2 separate regions of the Mus musculus genome follow, and region 1 is linked to region 2. Evidence: chromatin loops called from intact Hi-C (ENCODE). Cell type or tissue: left cerebral cortex. All regions are shown on one strand.

Region 1 (8,000 bases), 130 kb before region 2:
TATAGAAAGACTCCAAGGTTCCATTGAGTTTTCATTCTCAAATAAAGATGGCACCTTAGGTGTCCAGAAGAGGCTGCTCCACGGGTCTTCAGTCTTCCTGTCGTTTACTTAGGTCATTGTGACATGGCCATGCAGAAACTCTTCAATGTACAGTGTGTGTCCATCTTAGGCATTTGATTGTAGGAACTATGGAGGACCAAGTTCCAGTTGATTAACAAACTATATTGAAATATTTGTACCTCCATTGGGTAACTAGCATTTAGCTCTAAAATGACATTTGGATAAATTCTCCCATTTTGGGTGCCACTGGATAGGACAAGTATATTGTCATAATACCCAAGAGAGAAATCTATCAAGCTTTTTTTTCCTCTAGATTTTATGGTCCTATAAGCTTCAGGAATGGAATCTTTGATGTATGAGCTCAAGCTTGACTGCGGTTTTCCATAGTGGACTTTTAAGACATTTAAATGCCCTCGTGTGCTCAGGCTCACACCACAGAGCAGGATCCCTAAGCGTTTCTTCCTACTGTCAGGGAGGACAATAGAGAGGCCACTACATTTGATTTTTAAAATATGTAAGCCGGGCATGGTGGCGCACGCCTTTAATCCCAGCACTTGGGAGGCAGAGGCAGGTGGATTTCTGAGTTTGAGGCCAGCCTGGTCTACAGAGTGAGTTCCAGGACAGCCAGGGCTACACAGAGAAACCCTGTCTCGAAAAACCAAACCAAACCAAACCAAACCAAACCAAACCAAACCAAACCAAACCAAACCAAACAACAACAAAAAAGTTTAAAAAAAAAAAGCTTAAAATCAAAGCTATAAAACTTGAATCCACTGGAAAGGATTTGATGATGACTCAATAAATTTGTTATTTGGGAGAAATAGTAATTTTTTTCTGAGACATTCCCAGGCACACCAAAATGGACAAAGACATCATAGAAATGCTTTCTGGCTCTTTCTCACTCTGTTCTTGGCTGTGGTGGTTTGCCACAATCAGATGTCTCTGCCCCTATCCCCTCTGTTTTATTATTTAGGAATATAGGGCTCTTACTATTTCACTATATCAACATAAAATGCTTGAAGTTACTTCCAGGAGAGGGATGAGGTAAAGGACAGAGGACTGAGTAAAGTCATACCAACTCAGGCACAAGGAGAGCTTGGATCTTGAAAGCACACTTTCTGAACTCAGCTGGAAGAGTCTGTTGGGTACCAGTGGTCTTTCCAATGTTGAATTAATACCACTTGCTCTGAAACACGCTATTTAGCATCTTCACACTGCAACTCCCAAATTTGAGATCTGGAGAATAGCAAGATCCTTCTCAGGGAGATTATCAAGATTAAACGAGACAGAGGACTTATTTGAAAACATATTTACATCATGGCCTGGAGTTGGCACAGATGAAGTAAACAGAAGCTGTATTACTGTTGTAACTACCACGATGAGATAGATTATTTATCTTCTGACACTTATGGAGATCATCCAAGGTCTTGATGACATTGTGTTGAGACAAAGGCAAAAGAAATAAGAACTGAAAGGTACACATATGAAATCATATGTGTGTAAAAACATGTATAACATATATAAAGATACCATATATGATATATAGCACATCTTTACAAGTAAAATATAACATATAAATACATGTAAATATTTAAATTTATGATGTCTAACATGCAACTTAAGGCATCACATATGTTTATAATATATAAAATAATTTATATCTTCATGATATATAACATGTATGTGTGCGTGTGCATATATTCATACATATATTAACTATGAATATATGATATATTAAATATAATTTATAAATGACTATCAACTATAGATTTCTTATGCATGGCTCAGAAGTACTGATATATCAGTCATGTCCTTTGTTTTTGGCACATGGCAAAATGAACTTTGAATGTAAAATTACTGACATGAAAATACTAATACGGGGACCAGCAATATGGTTCAGTGGATAAAGGTGCTTCCTGCCAAGCCTAGTGACCCGAGTTCAATCCCTGGACGGAAGCTGTGTGATAGAAAGAGAGGAGCAACTGCTGTAAGTGGTTCTCTGACTTTTGCATGTACACTGTGGCGTGTGTTACCTTCTTCCCCTACCCACAAGATAAATAAGCAAGTGAGGCAATAATAGACTCTGGCCAGGTGTTATGTATTTATAATTTTATCTTGTCACCCTTCTTAAGATTCCAATAGACTTCAGATGAGCAAGTTCATCACTAGCCAACGCAGGGACTTGACGTTAGTGTTGGAGCCAAACCAGGAGGACAGTAAAGAGAGTCCACTAAAATTGATTTTGGTTTACTGGCACCTGGATTGTTATCTAGCAAACAGACAATATACACATGGCTTTGTGTGTAACAGTCTGTGGGAGGGAGTGCAAGCCAGCAAGTCTTCTTCTGCCATAGTTTAGCTACAGAATTATCTCTATCAGGTGGGAGATGCACTAGGAAAACTGAACTATTCTGGAATGTGGGCAAATTGATTTATAAGTGTGTGTGTGTGTGTGTGTGTGTCTGTGTGTGTCTGTCTGTGTGTGTGTGTCTGTGTGTGTGTGTCTGTGTGTGTGTATGTCTGTGTGTGTGTGTCTGTGTGTGTGTGTGTCTGTGTGTGTGTGTGTCTGTGTGTGTGTGTCTGTCTCTGTGTGTGTGTGTGTGTGTGTCTGTGTGTGTGTGTGTCTCTGTGTGTGAGTGTCTGTGTGTGTGTGTCTGTCTGTGTGTGTGTGTGTGTGTTTGGGGTGCTTGTTAGTTAGGCAATGTGCTTTCTCCTGGGAAATTCAGGGTAAGCAAAATATGTACTTTTTTCTTGAAATAGGCATCACCTTTTTTTTTTTTTTTTTTAACCTCCTGTGCCAGTTCAGAGAGCTGGATCACACTTGCCCTAGTGATTTATATCCTTGCTGCTCCCTGCCATGTGTGGGTAATGCCGGGTCTGTTCCAGTTGCACCACTATGATGGCATCACACTTTCACCCTTCACTCTGAAATCAACACTCCCCAAAGCTCTCAAACAGATAGTGCTCAGAGCTTTCCCCTGGGTCCTCTTTGAATTAAATCAATTAGGGGCAGGCCATATGTTCACCATATGTATGTCAACTTGCCAGAGATTCGTAAAAGAAAGAGAGAAAGACATTTTTTTTTAAAGAAAGATCACAAATCACTTGAAAACACACAAACTGAAAAAGAACTAATCAGTCAACTAGTTAAATCTCTATTTATATATGTCAAGGGTTGATTAAAATTAGACAAGATAATATGCCCCCTGATTACCATTATATATTGTACTTCCATATTTTTTAACTCTCATATGCGATTAATTTCTTGGGCAGTATAGGAAATCAATCACTCTTTCTCATGTTTTCTTCACCTGTTCACTCACCTGGAAAGAGAGAAATGATTGCCAGGCCAGTGGTAGTGGATCTTCACAAAGTTCATCAGGGTTCAGCACTCTGCAGAATATGTGTGATGTTTTGTGAAGATTCCAGCTGTCCTTCATTTATTGTAGGATTGGGAATCCAGACAGCTGACTCCTGATGCCGGAATAGTACATTCAGATAGGTCTCTTGCTCTGATTTCTCCATTCTATGGCTGTTGTCATTCCATTTTGATCCTTTAAAAGCACCTGCGTGTCGCATGTTACAGCTAAAGTTACACACATATTTGAGACATGGAAACCTCAAGGAAAAGAGAAGTTGTATGAAGCAGGTCTTTTGATTCCATTTTGCTACACTATGGGCACAGCTAGTAAGCTTTCTTCCTAAGAGGTCCCCATGGACCGCTACCACATTGGCCTTCCCCTTCTGGCTCCTCCCTCTTCTGGCTCCTCCCTCTTCTGGCTCTTCCCCGTCTGGTCCTTGGTGATCACACATCGCCTGACCTTGGCGTGAATCATATCTGTCCTCTCCCTTCACACTGCACAGAGGTGCTGCTTCTCTCTCGTGTGTCGACTGCTTCCACTTTCCCCTCTTTCTTCATTCTTCTACCAGTCTCTGCTTTTCAAAATCTTCTCTTAGTGAGGTTGAGGTTAAATGCAATAGATGGTAGAGATCAGGGATGTAATTTAGCTTCTGAACAAACTGATGATAAACACCAGATATCTTAGGTGATTTTTGTGGCAGAATTATGTTCTTCTGCTTTTTAAAACGTATTTTATTTTTACTGCTATGGGTGTTTTTTTTTTTTCCTTATAAAAAAACAACATTTAATTGGGGCTGGCTTACAGGTTCAGAGGTTCAGTCCATTATCATCAAGGTGGGAGCATGGCAGTATCCAGGCAGGCATGGTGCAGGAGGAGCTGAGAGTTCTGTCTTCATCCAAAGGCTGCTAGTGGAAGACTGACTTCCAGGCAACTAGGGTGAGGGTCTTATACCCACACCCGCAGTGACACACCCATTCCAACCAGGTCACACTTATTCCAACAAGGCCACACCTTCAGATGGTGCCACTCCCTGGTCCAAGGATATACAAACCATCACATTCCACTCCCTGGTCCCCATAGACTTTTTCTTTTTTTAATATAATTTTTATTAGGTATTTTCCTCATTTACATTTCCAATGCTATCCCAAAAGTCCCCCATACCCTCCCTCCCACTCCCCTACCCACCCACTCCCACTTTTTGGCCTTGGCGTTCCCCTGTACTGGGGCATATAAAGTTTGCATGTCCAATGGGCCTCTCTTTCCAGTGATGGCCGACTAGGCCATCTTTTGATACATATGCAGCTAGAGTCAAGAGCTCCGGGGTACTGGTTAATTCATAATGTTGTTCTACCTATAGGGTTGCAGATCCCTTTAGCTCCTTGGTTACTTTCTCTAGCTCCTCCATTGGGGGCCCTGTGATCCATCCAATAGCTGACTGTGAGCATCCACTTCTGTGTTTGCTATGGGTGTTCTGCCTGCATGTATGCACCACATACGTGCCTGGTGCTCTTGGAGACCAGAAGAGGCTGTCAGACCTCACATGAGAGATCCTGAGAATTGAACCCCGGTGCCCTAGATATGCAACCAGTGCTCTTAACTGCTGAGTCATTTCTTTAGCCACAGCATTGTGTGTGTGTATGTGTGTATGTGTGTGTATGTATATGTATGTGTGTATATAGATATATGTATGCATTTATATATACATACATAAATATGCATATATAAAAACTTTTTTCCTTGTGTATAGTCATGATACGTGGTCATGTGTTACATAAAGCTATTTTCATACAAGTATATAAGCATACTTTGATCACCTTGCCCCCTATGCCCTCCCTATCTCTTTTGCCCTCCCCCCTTTCTATTATTCCTCTTATTCTCCTAGGCTATTTCTCTTCTATTTTTATGTCATATGCATACATTATTTTACATATCCATATATATGTTAGGAATCACAAGGGAAGGAAAACATATTTGTCATTCTTTGAATGACAAAATTTGTTTAATATGGTTATGCCCATTTGTGTTCATTTTTATGAAAATGACATAATCTTATATTTATGCAGTCACGTGAAGGAAAATTTAAGAAATCCTAGACCATGCTGAGAAGGAGAATCTTATATTTTTAAGGAGAGAACCACTTATATGTGAAGAAAAAAAAAATAAGAGGAATGGGAGGATTCTATGGCAGCTTCTCTCTCACTACCATGGGAAGAAAACAGATAAAATTAAATTAACCCTCGGGACTCCATGCTCTCGGGGGGGGGGGGGGTTTCTTGGGACCTTGCAAAAAGGATGGAGCATATGGTAGGAAGTACCCCTGTGACAACATGGGCTCAAATGAAATTTCAAGGATCATAAATCCTCCTGTTTCTTCTCATAATTTGATGAACAGCTGGTACCAGGAAGTATAACATTCCTCGAGTTATATTCGTGCCTGCATTTCTTTTTTTAAAAGTATCTTTAAAAAAAAAAAGCATCCGGGTTTGGCTCCTGGAAAAAGGAACATGGAACCACTCCAGGATGATCACTAATCTGCTTCAGGAAGGCAGCCTTCCCACCTCGGGGGACATTCACAATGGTCTGCTGTAGTGATCTGTCATAGCATATGGAGGGGGGGGGAGTGGAACATGAGATTGCACAACAGAGGAATATGCATAATTTGGAACTGTGGTTTAAGAAAAAAGGAAAAGAAGGAAGGGAGGATCCCATATTGTCTGTCTACATAGCCAAGAAGAGGCCAAGTGATAAATTCTATGCCCATCTTGAGGGCATAGACTGGGAAACTAGTGGAGAGAGTAAATCACTGGTTTTGGAAATGTACCAAGTTAAATATCCTTTCTGCGTTATCCTTTAAAGAATTAGTTGAAGACAATGGGACTCCAGAGAGCAGCGCTCCCCTAAGTGTGCAGTGCCTGCTCACATACCATAGGTAGTACAGAGACCCTTCCCCCCCCCCTCCCCGGTAAGACAGGAGATGGAGTGTGAACAGATCCCCCACGTCTCTCCTGTGCGGGATGACGAATGCTATATCCTTTCCAGGCTGGTCTTCACTCATCTGCTCTACCTACTGCTTTCTGCTTTGGGAATGCTGAGTGACTTTACCCTGTAGAACCTGGGCCCATCTGAAAGAGGAAGGGATGAAGGCCAGCTGGGTTGGCTGGCTGAATGAGTGTGTTGCATGGATGGATCGTTGTTCACATGCCTCAACACTTTCTGCGACTGGTCAGCTTGGTAGCATTCATTCTAGCAGTGGTCAGTCTGCTCCTCTCCTTGAAGCAGAATGGGAGAGTGTGGAGGAAGGCAGGAGCAGGTAAGGTGGGCAGAGAAGACAGAATGAGAGGGAGAGAGAGAGAGAGAGAGAGAGAGAGAGAGAGAGAGAGAGAGAGAGAGGAGTTGCAGATCTGTATTTAAATCCGACTATTGCCCAAATAGTCTGCGTTTACCTGATATGCCTATTGTTTATGTTCTGCTTTTGCTTTGAACATTTAAAAAGGAACCAAACAGAAGCTGTACATTTTAAAGCAATGTTCAGGCTAGCAGGTGTTAAGAAATGCAAAGCGGGGAAACCGTTGCAACGCGACGAAATAGTCAGCATTACTTGCCCCCCACCGCCCCGCCCCCAAGCCTCTCAAGGTAAGATGGCTCTACTGTCAGCTCAGCTGCAGCCAAGACAAAAAGGCCTGGCTAACTGAAGGGACAGAGACAAGACAGGCAACCTCCTTTTAACATCTCAGGGGAAAGAGCTCACTCAGGAAGCAGAATCTCATGGCTCCGGAACAGCAATGGCATTGTGCCAGCAGACAACAGGAAGTGAGCACAAACAGACCCCTCCTCAACATAAACGCGCACAGACTTAACCTATGGCCGGACTTCTGCCCTTGAGTGACCAGAGCCATTAGGATGCAGGTCAAAAGGTTGTCGTGTGACAGAAAATGGAGCCTTATTGAATGAAGGAGAACTAAAAAAATTCTTTTGTTTGCTTCACTCTGGGGTTTGTATAGCTACTGTGATGTCATAATGGAGTCCAGAGTGGGAAAAAGAAACCCCTGATTTATCACAGCCGGAGACAGGCCGTCGGAAACTCAGTTAAACCCTGAAGGGGAAAGACAGGCACAAGAAGGAACCACACAAAAGTCAGCGTCTTCTCCGACGGGGGTGTACACAGTTATCTTTCTGAACATCAGAAGCTGAGAGAGAGACCACCAGAAAATTCCTGCTTTATCTATGAGGGCGGAAAGACAGATAGACGCTTTCCTGACCCACTGGCTTTTCTTCCCTAGACTCCAAGGTGTCTTCATCATAGTGGGCTAGGAGGGAAAGAAAAATGTGATTCCTAAATCTATACAACCGGGGAGTGTATTACATGATAGCATAGGAAAAATTCACACACACACACACTCACTCACATACAAACATACACACTCACACTCACACACACACACACACACACACACACACACATACAAACATACACACTCACACTCACACAAACACACACACACACACACACACTCACTCACATACAAACATACACACTCACACACACACAAACACACACACACACACGTATGCATACTT
Region 2 (8,000 bases):
TGAAGGCAGAGTCTCTCTCTCTCTCTCCCTCTCTCTCTCTCTCTCTCTCTCTCTCTCTCTCTCTCTGTGTGTGTGTGTGTGTGTGTGTGTGTGTGATAACTAGAAGCCCTTCATCGTGGTTTGATACTCTGCTCTCTCTAGCCGCTAAAATTCAAAATCACTTTGAGAAAGGCACCTTGCATTTTCATTTTCCGCAAACTGAGGCCTATGCTGCCTGCTCAACCCAATCACATCGGAGTCTAGGCCTTGACCTAGTAATGGCGGCCCTTTGCTAGTAATGGCAGGACCCTCCTGGGCCCATCTTCAGCGTTTGTTGTTTGTTTGTTTGTTTGAATAGCAGTCTCATGTTGGACTTAGACTTGTTTTACTTATAAAACTGAAAATCTCAGGATGGTTGGGATATTTTTATGCTTCTCTTCGTTGATTGACTTGAGACAAGTTTTCAGCCTATGGCTCAGATTAGTCTGACACTAACTGTATAAATCAGGTGGAATGTTAACACATTGTTATCCTGCCTCAGCCTCCCTGGTGCCGGAATGACAGACCCGCACTACCATGTCTACCTGTTCATTCCATTTACATAAGTGAAATTAAGACACACACAATTCAACTAATGTTGTTAACTGTAGGCAATACCATGAGACTGAGTTCTAGTCTCACCTCTGCCAGGAATTTGAGGCTACAGTTCTCTGAGTGAGAGAAGCTGTCCACTCCAGACGCTGCTGTTTTGCTTTTTAGTCTTCGTTCACACGCTGGATTCCTCTTGTAGGCGGTGTCTCATTGGGTTTAGTTCTATCAGAGCTGTGCTTCAGAAAGCCTCGCTGGAGAGACTGAAGCCAGAGCTTCACAGACATTTTGATTAACTTTTCCCTCTTTTAAGCCACTTTTTGGATCTCAGACTGTTTCTGTGGAGCACACAAAATCCTTTGAGCCCTGATTCATCAAAACTGGATTGCGTGTCTGTGGAGGGATTCCATCATGCTCAAAGGTTAATATTTTTAAATGCTTAGGTCATAACTTTTCTGATAATTAGCTGTGATTGTTTTACCTATATATTGATTTTGAAAATTGAAGTAGCTATTATGCTGTGTTTGCACATGTCTCTCTGTGTGTGCGTGACTGCACTCAAGGCCCTATGCATATGGACAAGTGTTCTACCACTGAGCCACACCCAGGTCCCCGTGCAACTTCATTTATAAAGTTCAATATCCTACACAAAACCTTCAAAACCTTCACTTCTAACTTCTAATCAACTTTAAATGCAGTCGTGAGGGGTGATTCAATGTTTGTTTATTATTGTTATTTTTACAAACAGCTCATATAGACTCACAGGGACTCACAGAAAATACTATTTCTACTCTCAGTGATGACATCTTTATTACAACTGTCTTACATATGTGAATGTTTCTGGAACATTATATTCAATTAATTTAGTGGTTTTTTTTTTCTGAGTCTCTCTTATCTCAATAACCTCTAGTTCATTTATTTCCTGAAAATGACACAATCCTTTCTTTATATATCTGCAAAAAGCTCCACTGGGTATTTATACTAAGGTTTTTTTTTTTAAGGAATTCATGTGTTGACAGACATCTGGGCTAATTCTTTATTTTGACTACTGTGAACACTACAGTAATACTTAGGAATATTTGTGCTTTGCTATCATATAAAGCCACACTTTTAAACCTGTTCTTACCTGTTACACAGCAAACCTTCTCTTGATGTTGAACATACCTTGACTACTATGGATGGGCCAGCGTATCATTTCCTCCTAGGTGGATAATCCTCAAGAAATTGCAGTGCTTCGGTATTAATCTGGGGAGCAGGTCAATACAGATGATGCAGACATCCTGCCAAAATCAATGAGTTACATGTGGTCGCTTGGGGGGGGGGTGGTCTGTTTATAACTATTCCTTTGCCACCAACCCTAATAGGCTGAGTTCAATTCTCCAGACACAAGGAATAAGAACATCGACTCCTACAAGTTTCCCTCTGACCTCTGATACACACATATAACAGGATTAATAAATAATGCATTTAGCTCATTAAGTAGAAGATAATGCCTCTGCTGCAGATGTTTTATGTATTACTTCTACGAAGTAATGTGCTCATATTTTTTCTTTCTGTTTTTGCTGTTGTGACCTTGGTCTATGGTTCTTTCTTCATTAGGTTTCACGGCCTATTTCCTCTCTAGGAGGCTGTAAGTGTGTTTTCCAAATCCACCCTTCCTTCCTTCCTCCCTCCCTCCCTCCCTTCCTTCTTTCCTCCCTTTCTCCCTCCCTCCTCTCTCCCTCCCCCTCTTTTTCTCTTTCTTTCTTTCTTTTCTTTCTTTCTAAGGTGAGTCTCATTTGTACTGAGCACCAGTGACTGTGGTGAAAGAGAAAGCCATGAAGTCATCTTGCTGTCTGTAGAGGCAAGAGAAGCAAGATGTCCTAGTACTTTGCTTGGAACAGGGAAAGGATTTATTTTCTGGCTATGTAAGCTGAAACTCAAGAGAGATGGGACTTGTTTAACAGGTCCCTCAGGAAAATCATATGCTCCTAGCCACACCAAACAGCTTTAGGTCCTTCATCAGGAACTAAGATGAGAGTTACTGTCTCATTAACTCTAGAAGTTTTGCTCTGTGTCCCAGCTAGTTCCTTCCTGTCATCTTCCATCCATTTGGAGCTGACACGGGAGTGGAGAGGGGATCAGGGTGCACTCAGGGCTTATTGGATTTGGTTATCTGGAAAATGCATGTAAACTAGGGACAAGCATGACATAGACAGCAGCCTTCACGGTTTTCGATCACAGTATCTTTGTTCTCTAAAATGATGACAATTGCTCTAGCATCTAATTGAAACAGAGCCCACAGAGGGTACCTTATTTACCTCAAAGCCCTTGAGATCCTGCCCCGAGCTTAGCGCATCACCAGACTCGTGGCAGTGATTGAGAGCAACTGAGACACGTGGATTTCCAGGATGAAGAGAGGAGAGAAAACATTATTAGAAAAACATAGGTCAGCTATAAATTGCCTTGTTGGAGTGTTTTTGGAAGGGCAACAGTGCTTTAGGAAAGCCATCATCAGTGAGGACAGTGTGAAGAATAAGTCAGGGGAGCCAGGGAATAATGGCACCTGACCAGGATGTGGTTAGAGCAAGAACAGCTGGGAGGGGCTGACTGCTGCCTCTCATTAGGTCCCTACCCTTTCCAGCATCTGCATGTGAAGTGAAACAGGAAGAGGGTGGATTTAACCAGGAGACTCTCAGCATGCATTTAGTCAGTGCGCTGTGCCTCTTGCACAGATGGTGTTCCTTAAGAGTCTATGTCTATAATCCCCTAAAACAAGATACCCAGGAAGGATTCTAGCTCCGTATTCTTTCTTCTGCCCACATGAATAATGGCACGTTTCTCCATTTGTGAAATAAGTAATTAAGTTGGGATAGCCTCCAAGGACCCAACAACTTTGACAGCTTGTAGTTCTGCTTTTGAGAAACCAGAGTTTTTGTGATTTCTCATCCAGTTTAAATATTAAGTGACAGCTGTACAGTGCTCAGTGATGTAGGTAATTTCGGAACCCCCATGTATCCTTCATATGCTGGAAACTCCCAGATGCTTAACATCAAACTCTGTTGTGCAAGTGGCTTGCCAACCCCTTGACGCCTTTCAGTTGGTTATGTGGTGCTTGGCATCACTTTAATGGCAGCCAAGTCAAGAGCAAGATGCTCCTTGTGATTCATCACCTTAGGCCACTTCAGCAGCAGGCTTTCCTGGGTTAAAGTGATGCTGACTAATGGTCAGCTCACACAGCATGGTGCCACTTGCTTCTTTAGAGCAGATCACTAACCTTGCTCCTCTCATTCTAACAATCATTGGTGCTAATTGCTTCGAAGGTTCTCAATCTATCCATAGGCCAAAGCAACAAACTTCAGAGTAGAATTACTACACAATACGAGTCTCATTAACACGTGTGCTCAGAGTACATGTGTGGCTTGGGACAGTGAAGAGGAGCTTGTACTGGACAGTAAGGACTGTGTTCTTGGGATGCTGTCAGTTATTTTCTGGGCACCTTGAGGAAGTCAGTAACCTCTTTTATCTAATCCTCATGCTATTTATGAGCATTTGTCATATGATAGATCTCGTTTTAAAGGTTTCTGGATCACTTTAAAATTTTTATGTTTGTCGCTCATCAAATCCCTAGAACAGGATCATTATCAAAAATTTTTTGGAAACTCAAAACTCTGTACTGCAATCCCCAGTCTCCGTCTTCCCCGTGTTATTAGCATTAAGTATGGTCTTCCTCCTCTCAGAAGGCTCCCTCAAAGCCCCTTGCTCCTTCCCTGTGAGAGGGAGGAAAGCAAAACATTATGGTATTGCTTGTTTCATATCTATCACAACTTGGGAATAGATAATGACCATTCAGTCTTTTGGGCAAGTATTGATAGTGACAATTCTCTACTCGAACACTCCGCTCATTTCTATTGAAAGAAAAATTGGTTCTTATTTGTGAGGTCTGAAATTTATGTTGCTGGCATTTTCTCACAACTAAGCAGAAAAAAAATTGTTTTTCTCCAAAAGTTATCTTCTAGCTGAAATATAGGCGAATTATATCTAATATATATATGTATGTATGTATGTGTATCTATATATATCATCTAATTCTTGTAACTTGATCAGGTGAAAAAAAAATAAAAAGAGAAGCAAGAAATTCCCAACTAGAAAAGGGATTCAGGTCAAGAATGGGAACTAGAGGTTTTGTAGCACAAGCACATATATGGTTTAGTCAGAGCAGATATCCAAAGCAAACTCCTCTTGGCGCTCTATTTACCGGAAAGTCCTTTCAGCAGTTTCTGTAAGTCCCTTACCTTGTTGCCAACCACTGATTTGAGGTTCAGAAGCAAGTAGAGAATGGAGCTATTATTTCTGTGACTTTTCATTAATTCTGGGTCTATGGTGACTGAGCATCTTTCTTTCCAGAAGCTCGGAGGCATTGTTGACTGAGCTGCTATGCTAATTTGTACTTTGGAGTAAGGCTTGAGCTAGGACTTACTGCAGAGATGGTGCAAATGGATGGTGCAAAAGCTATGGCACCCGGAGGCTGCAGTTGGAGCTTTAGTGACGATTCCTATCTGTTTACATTTCATTGCTCCGCATTCTGATGATAATATATTCACCACATGTGACTTCTTCACCTACAAGTCCAAAAGATACATCAAATTCAACAGGTCACATATGAATTCATTAGCAAACCCCCCCCCCCATTTGACTTTTTTTTGTATTTTATACCTTGATCTATTAAAATAATAATTCTCTTACTCTTTGAAAGTTATACACATTTAAACAAATGTATATTGATCACGTCCATCTACAACTACCTCCCTCTTAAGTCCCCATTATGCCCGCCCGCCACATCTTCATTAATTATTCACTATCCATATAGAAATCCAAGCTGGAAACCACAGCGCTCCTTGGTTCTTCCTTTCCTTCAGCATTTACACTGAATGAGCGTCTCCCGACCATCCGTTCCACCTCTAAAATGTCTTTGAATCTGCTCATTCCTCCAACCACTATCCTCATTTTCTCTCTCCTGGATCTTTGTCAGAGCTTCCTAATGGGTCTGCCTGTCTCCAGGGCAACCACTTTCTATTCCACCCACCGATCTGTGCCAGGGTGTGCTTTCTGAATAGCAAATCTGATCTTGTCAACTTACACAATTAAAATCCTCCAGTGGATCCCAGCCACTTACAGCATGGAAATTCAGGCTCCTGAGCTCAGCCTGAAAAGACTGTTTTTAATTTGGCTTCTGCACCTTCCACCTGCAACTCAAGGCTGTTAATTTCTGAGGTTGGCATCATAGAATGTGCTATTGAGCTCCCATGGCTTTCTGTGTGGAGCGTCAGTGCCTTGAACAGCTTTCTGTCTTCCTCCCCTAAACACCTACTTATTCCTTCTGTAAGGGCTTCTGGTGACACCTGTCCTAAGCAGCTTAGGTTCCCAGTCCCCTTTGTGTATAGTCTCAATTAACAATGTCACATGCAACCTTGTATCATTTTTTTAGCTTCATTATATTTGAATCATGTTTTTGGATGTATTTCCCCCAGCTTTCTGTGAATTCATTTGAGCATTGTCTTTGTATTTTCAGCCTCGGGCCAAGCGCCTGGCAGAGGAGAGGAACCCACTACATGTTTGCTGAATATGAATGAATACCGAGGCAGCTGGTTTCAGTAACAGCAGAGCCACCCTGGGCATGCAACTTAAAGTCCTTTGAGACTTTGTCCTCATTTGCAAGATCAGGAACAAAACGAGCACTATCTTCCTGTGTATGATAAGAATTAAAGAAGATTCTGGCATGCTCTGTAAACTGGTGTACTAGTGTAAGAAAGTGTAATTATCGTGACTCATTGCATGACAAATAAAGATTTATTTTTAGAAGGTGTGTGTGTGTGTGTGTGTGTGTGTGTGTGTGTGTGTGCGCGCGCGCGCATGCACACACGTGCATGCACATGAGCATTTATATAGGTATCTGCCTATAAATGCAAGTGTTTCCAGAGGCTGGAAGAGATCCTCAGATGCCCTGAAGTTGTAGTTACAGGTGGTTGTGGGCAGCCAAACATGAGTGCTAGGAACCAAACAAGAGTTCACTGGGAGAGCAGCAAGGGCCCTTAACTACTGAGTCATCTCTCCAGCAGCCCCTCCCACAATGGACTTTAAACTTTATTTATAGATATATGTAACCAACTTTGTACTTTACAAAATCGCCATGTAATCTATCTTCCCTCTCTTGGTCTCTGGTAAATCTATCAGGCAAAGTCCGGCCCAGGATCCTTCCAAGCAGTCTCCTCCCTGGACCAGGCAGAGCATAGCAGGCCCACGCCTGGCTCCACATACACTCTGAAGTGCCCGTTTCTCTTACAGATTGTACTGTTCCATTTCACACATTTATCTTTCCTACATTTTCTTGTGATGTTCTTGAGGTTTGTTCTCTTTGCCATCCTACACACTGAGTCAAATCCCAAGAGCAAATTTAGGACAATGTAGACAGAACATTCAAAGACTGATAGTTCTCCAGCTTATCCTGCTTCTGGTTAAGGAGTGGTCCATGAGGTGCACCCCTGACCAGGGCTCTTGAATCCTTTTGTGAGTTCCCTTGACGGCCACTTGATAACAGCCCAAGGTTCCAGAGTGTCCTGGAGACTCCCCAGGCCACTGCCATCCCTGACATTCAGAGTTCTTAGTGGACACAGCATCCTTGGTTTCTCAGCATCAAGTCTCTGAGATCTGTCATGGTCATTCCTGCTATTCAAGAGCATATCATCTAAGCAAAAACCAATGTCTTCCCTGGACCGTCCTCCCCTCCTCTTTCCTGAGCTGCTGGCTACCTTCCTTTTCTCACTGAAAGTCCTTTACTAGATGTGTTTTTAAAGGATGTTTAACTGTTCCTGGTGGTTTCCTCAGTGTCAGGTTCCATGCTTTGTACAGCACTTGTGGTAAAACACATTTCCTTACGTGAAACCTGCAAAGAGTTACTATCGGTGCCCCCTCTTTGAAGGGCAAAAGACACTGAGGCTCAGAGTGAATACATGACTTGGGAGATGTATCAAAAAAGCTTGAGTCTACTCATGTCCAAGGTGAGAGTCTGCCCCTGAAACATCAAGATGCTATCTCTCTTCCTTTCAATTGCACCCTTGCCTTCCTCTGAGGCCTTTACCCTCCCTCCAGTAGCATATAGTTGTATCTATCATTTGACTCATGATTATTCTGTTCTCCCACACTCCTTGGAAATCACAATTACATCCACTGTACAACCCTCAGCTGTCCCCATCCTTATATTTCTTATAGTATCACATCAGGTTTCCTTCAGTCTTTGAAATACTTTGAAATATTCAATAATATATATTATGTATACATATATGCCTTATTATATAGATATATAGAGATTCCATTCTGTTTGAGTCAGTCTCTTGTCTAGCATCAAACTTGCTATATATCTGAGGCTAGTCTTAACCCTCTGATGCTAATACTCT

Evidence for each region. A loop is a pair of places that touch in the nucleus more often than their neighbours do. Peaks named below come from ENCODE experiments on the same cell type or tissue, not always from the same donor. Only the 100,000 strongest peaks of a DNase experiment are listed, where the experiment ranks them.
Region 1: it touches region 2 in a loop (8-fold over the local background); 5 of 42 quality-filtered maps call a loop at or near these places.

The regions. Positions count from the first base shown.
Region 1 is chr14:105,492,350-105,500,349 of GRCm38, forward strand. It overlaps 4930449E01Rik (RIKEN cDNA 4930449E01 gene), which reads left to right and starts at 6,439. Exons shown (of 3, transcript NR_045921.1): 1 at 6,439-6,732. In left cerebral cortex, no CTCF peak of the experiment used is centred here; DNase peaks (open chromatin) are centred at 3,012, 4,979, 5,964, 6,454 and 1 more place; H3K27ac peaks cover 2,690 bases.
Region 2 is chr14:105,625,647-105,633,646 of GRCm38, forward strand. It overlaps Gm6145 (a long non-coding RNA gene), which reads right to left. Exons shown (of 7, transcript XR_004691309.1): 3 at 1,732-5,168; 4 at 661-905. Among named protein-coding and RNA genes, the nearest start is that of Mir6390, 5.9 kb to the left of the region's middle. In left cerebral cortex, no CTCF peak of the experiment used is centred here; DNase peaks (open chromatin) are centred at 778, 2,551, 3,256, 3,637 and 4 more places; H3K4me3 peaks cover 233 bases; H3K27ac peaks cover 4,997 bases.